2 separate regions of the Homo sapiens genome follow, and region 1 is linked to region 2. A link is an interaction called in ENCODE POLR2A ChIA-PET data of the cell type or tissue named here. Cell type or tissue: OCI-LY7. All regions are shown on one strand.

What was found. ChIA-PET counts read pairs that join two places held together with the same protein. Peaks named below come from ENCODE experiments on the same cell type or tissue, not always from the same donor. Only the 100,000 strongest peaks of a DNase experiment are listed, where the experiment ranks them.
Region 1: POLR2A ChIA-PET joins it to region 2 with 15 read pairs; 2 of 35 experiments call an interaction of 5 or more read pairs at or near these places.

What each region holds. Positions count from the first base shown.
Region 1 is chr17:77,690,215-77,692,714 of GRCh38, forward strand. No RefSeq gene overlaps it. Among named protein-coding and RNA genes, the nearest start is that of LINC01987, 37 kb to the right of the region's middle. RefSeq lists enhancers at 354-1,233, 1,234-2,112. In OCI-LY7, a CTCF peak has its summit at 1,254; DNase peaks (open chromatin) are centred at 567 and 1,187; H3K4me3 peaks cover 1,272 bases; H3K27ac peaks cover 970 bases.
Region 2 is chr17:77,163,543-77,166,042 of GRCh38, forward strand. All of the region lies in intron 3 of SEC14L1 (SEC14 like lipid binding 1), which reads left to right. Among named protein-coding and RNA genes, the nearest start is that of SEC14L1, 24 kb to the left of the region's middle. RefSeq lists an enhancer at 1-314. In OCI-LY7, no CTCF peak of the experiment used is centred here; no DNase peak of the experiment used is centred here; H3K27ac peaks cover 608 bases.

The sequences.
Region 1 (2,500 bases), 530 kb after region 2:
AAAAAATAAAAATAAACTTAAAAATAAAAGAAAATAAACCCTCCAAGAATTCTGAGCTCCGCCTACTACGCCATGTCCTCCCTGGAAGGAAGAGGCAAGATTTTCCCTTTCCAAGCCCTGAAACAGCTGCACTGACCACTCCCATTCCAGGGACCAGGGTCTGAGACATCTGGGTGGCTGTCTGCCAGGCAGACCCCGTAAAATGGGACAGCCCACCCTGCTCCTGCCACGTCAGGCCACTGGGATGGGAAGCTCTAAACAGCCCCCGCCCCCCCAGGCTGCAGCTCGAGGAGGAGCGAAGCCTCTTTCCTTGCACTAATTTGCAGTGCAGTGTGCTGTCTGCCTCGTGGGCACATGGAACGTATATAAATTACCCCGCCAGGACGATTAACTGTTTGTCCAGGCTAATTGTCAGTATTAAATCTCGCTCAGTCACAGTTTTAAAGCTTAATTTAAATTCTCTATCTTTAAGAAATCCATACTCCCTCCCACCACGGGAGAAAAAATAGATTTAATGGGTTTAGTCCATTTCCGTTTGTAGCAACCCAAGTTATAATTAGGCATGTGCAAAGCGGATGTTTCGGCGGGCGGTGAGCCTGCAGACCTGCTCCTCTCCTTCCCGGCAGGGCCGGTCCTGGTGGGGAGTGCCCTTGTCTTTGCTGCCCTAGATAAATTTCTGAATTAGGAGTTATTGCTCAGAGACCCCTGAGCCTCCATGGCAGCCCCTCCCGATTATGGCATTAATCTTGTCAATGTGCTTAAAGGTGGAGAAAGAATTCATCCTCAAAGGTGGAAGGCACAAGAAAGCAGCCAGGAAACCCCTCTGCCCAGGAGCCAAGAGCTCGGGGGAGCCATGGGATGCAGGCGGATGGGGGGGCTTCCCCTCATGTCTTCCTGAGACCACTGCCCCGCCAGATGCCCCCTTGCCCTGAAGGCTGATGCTGCCACTGCAGCTTATCAGGAGTGAGGACCCCTCCTTCCTCTCCTCTTTCTTTCTGTTCCCAGATACCCGCTTAGAAGCAGGTTGGAGCCAGGAAAATGCAGACAACTAAGGCATAGATGTAGAGGATGCAAACTGAACAAAGCTACTGAAAGCCCCCACACTCATCCCCCTTAATGTCCTAGGGGGAACTGAGACTCAGAGAGAGGCGTGACTTGCCCAAGGGCACACAGCTGGCCTGGGTTGCAGCTGAATCCCAGGGGACTTGGCACCCATTGCCTTGCTACACATTCATGACCAGGGTGAGGTGCAATTCCTTGTTCAAGGGACACGCTTGGAAGAGGAATCTTCATCGCCCTTCCTAATTCTATGCATCATCAACACCAGGGCACGTATGTTTACGCTCATTGTCCCTCACTGGGCTTGCCCCATGCAGAGGGTGGCCTGGGGGAGCAGAGATGGCAGGGAGGGCAGCTGGAAGTCCAGGTCAGAGAGAGGAGAGTGTGACCAGGGTGGCAGCAGGAGGCATGGAAAAGACGGATGCATGGAGAGGGGTGAAGAGCGTGGGAACCAGGGCTGGGGCTGCCCAGACCTGGGCACTGGGGAGGGCAAGGGAAGCGTCAGTGACAACTCCAGGGTCTGAACCTGCGGGGTGAGGAAGCAGGTGGTAGCAGTGACTGCCCGGGAGTCTGAGGAGGGGGCTGGTTAAGTGGGGAAGGTGAGCGTGATGCCAGGTGTGCTGGCTGCAGGGGACAGAAGGTGTGCAGGGCTCTCCCCGGGGCCCCTAGGCTCCTGAAAGGCGGTGCCCTAAGCATCGGCTCCATCTCGTTGTCCCTACCCCCGTCCCTACCCCCGTCACAGTGGCCGGCAAGGGCCCAACACTTAGCAATTGTCAAAGAATCGGCAGACGTGTCCAGTGGGAGCTGAGGCAGGGACAGGGACATCAGGCCCACGTGTTGAAGGCGTGGGCCTCCCACACCACTGCCCTCAGTGTTGTGTAACTCAAAAACCCATGTGTAACTTTTGACTCTCCTAAAACTTAACTACGAATAGCCTGCTGTTGACCAGAAGCCTTACTGAGAACAGTCAATGAACACATATTTTGTATGTCATTATGTGTATTTTATTTTGTAAGTTATATGTTACTGCATTCTTATGATAAAGTAAGCTGGAGAAAAGAAAATGTTATAAAGAAGATGATAAGGGACAGAAAACATATTTACTCATTAGGTGGAAGCGGATCATCATAAAGGTCTTCACCCTTCTTGTCTTTACATTGAGGAGGCTGAAGAGGAGGATGAGGAGGGGTAGGTCTTGCTGTCTCGCAGGTGGCAGAGATGGAAGGAAATCTGTGCATAAGTGGACCATGCAGTTCAAACCCATGTTGTTCAAGGGTCACCTGGAGTTGAGGAAGGTGCCGTCTTTCTCCCAAGGCCCAGGGTTTTCTTTGCAGAGAGCCTCGTGATTTAGCCCTCTGGAGAGGAGGGAAGCGAGGCCAAGCTTAGCAGTGTGTCATGGATGTGTTGTTTGGGCCCCAGGGCATGAGTCACCTGCCCTAGT
Region 2 (2,500 bases):
AAACTTGTTGTTAACAAGCAGAATTTTTAAGTTCATTCAGAGAGTCCCTCAGACTTTTCTGAGCCTGTTCACTTGCAGAGAGCAGACGCTGTCACCATGTTCTTCGTGTCATGCATTCACATGGATATTCAGTCTTCATATGCTGTCAAGTTTCTTTAAGATCAAAGGAGCGGCTCGCAGCGGGGCCACATAGATGATGACTTTTCTCTTTCTCATAAAACCCCCAGCCTTCCGTTTTTTCTTCGCACATACCGAAGAGCACCTGGTCTTTCTCTATGCCCCAAGTTGCAATTCTCTTTTCCCAAATGAAACTGTTTTAGGGATTCAGCTTTATATTTTTATTTGACCTTGACAAGCCCAGGGTGAAGATGATACTGCTTGGCCTGGAGAGGAGCCTGGGCTCCTGGGTGGCAGCCAGGGATCCTGCCACTGAACCGCAATTTGCAAAATACTTAAAGAACATATAACAGGTCTAAGAACAACATTTAGAGAGTGCTTGTGTGGCAATATCTTGTTTATTGCCCACACTTACTTTGTGGGTAGGCTCTTTCATCCCACTTTACAACTGAGGAAACAGGTTGAAATTGGTTACTAAGTGATTGCCCTGACCTGGCTGCCTCGCCTGCTGACAGCGGTGTGGGCTGACCCGGTACCGTGCCCCCGAGCAGGCAGAGCGCCTGTGCCCACCTGGAGGCCATCAGCCCACGGCGCTCAGGCACTTGGCTTTCATAATTCCCAACAGGGCCAGTTTGCAGTCTTTGCTTTAAAAGACCTCTCTGGGAGTCACTCTGAACCAATTCTGGTTTGAGGGAGGACTGCCCAATTTGGTCAATTAAACTCAATTTTTTGAAAAACCTCCCAATTTCCCCCCACCTCTTTTCCCTTTTGCTCTGTCTGGTGTGATCCGTCTCCCTGCTGGGCAGTAACCCTTTTTCCCAGCGCTCCCCCTTTGTTGGTGGCTTTCCTTCTGTTTGCTTGGACAGGAGGCCTTTGCTTCCAGGTTGTCCAGCTGGGATTCAAATCAAGGTCCATTGACACAAGAGCCCAGGCTCTAATTTGCTCTGCCATATGCCTCCCCGGTTTGTGTCTTAGTCCTAGAATGACAGTGCTGGAGGAGTGGAGGGAAAGGACACTTGGATAGCTGAGTTGCAGACATGATAATTGGGTGGGTGCGGGTGAGGGTGGTGGTGATGCGGAGTGGGAGGAAGTTGCTAGGAAAGCTGAGCTTAAAATAGCTGAAGGCCATAGATACTGGTACAGTGTGGAGTCTGGCAGATAATTGTGTGGCAGAGAAGGCTTTTGTCCTGAGAATAGTAGATGACCTCCCAGAACTGTGGGAACAACAGTCTCATGTTTACATTTATTCAGGCCACAATGGAGCTGAGCAATTCGCTTCCTGACATGAATTCTTTCTCTTCCAAGTAGATCGTGTTTCCTTATTCTGTGGAAAACGTTAATGCCATTAGAAGCCAGATTGAGGGCTACCTGTAACCGGAAACCTCTGCAGAGAACATCCTGTTACTCAGTACCCCTTTTTCTTCATTTATTTTATGAAAGTTCCCTTTCCACTTGACTGATATTTATCTTCAGGGCCATATTTTCTCCTTCTGTCAACCGAATATAGTATACGTAGCTAATCAATGAATTAGATAACTAAATCCATATATTTCCTCTTCTTCTGTGAACCCCGAATATCTGAGACAGGTCTTAGTTAATTTAGAAAGTTTATTTTGCCAGGATTGAGGACGTGCCTGTGACACAGCCTCAGGAGGTGCTGACAACATGTGCTCAAGGTGGTCAGGGCACAGCTTGGTTTTACTTATTGTAGGGAGACAGGAGACATCAGTCAGTATATGTAAGATGTACATTGGTGCTGTCCAGAAAGGCGGGACAACTCGAAGCAGGGAGGGGGTCTCCAGGTCGCAGGTGGGTGAGAGAGGCAGCCAGAAGCATTTTTCTCAGTGAGTAGAGGGGTGACTTTGAGTGGAATGGGAGGCAGATTTGCCTCCCAGTTTGACTTTTCCTTTTAGCTGAGTGATTTTGGGGCCCCAAGATTGATTTTCCTTTCACAATTTATATGATAAGGGGAGTGTTTTATTCCCAGTGCCTGAACTGAAGTATGATCATTTTTTTTGCCATTATCTTCCTTTGGCCTTTTCTTTTCTCTGTAGAAGGCAGGAGACCTAATATGCTCCTATTTATACCTAGTTCCTTTTTTTAGTCGGCTAATTATTTACTTAAAATAACTGGTTCCTAGCAAAGTCTCATGAGATTTACATCTTGTAATTTTAGGGTCATGAGTGAGATAATTATTTTAGTTTGGTGAACACATGGATTTTATTTGGTGCATTTCCAAAGTTTAGTAGAAAAGATAAATGTCAAATGAAAATGTTTAGTGTTTTAAACTGTTTGCATTCAGAAGGTCCCCCTCCTCATCTTGTGCATAGCTCAGCTGGTTCCTGGACTGTGGGCCTGACAGCGGCTTTACTTCATTGCCAAT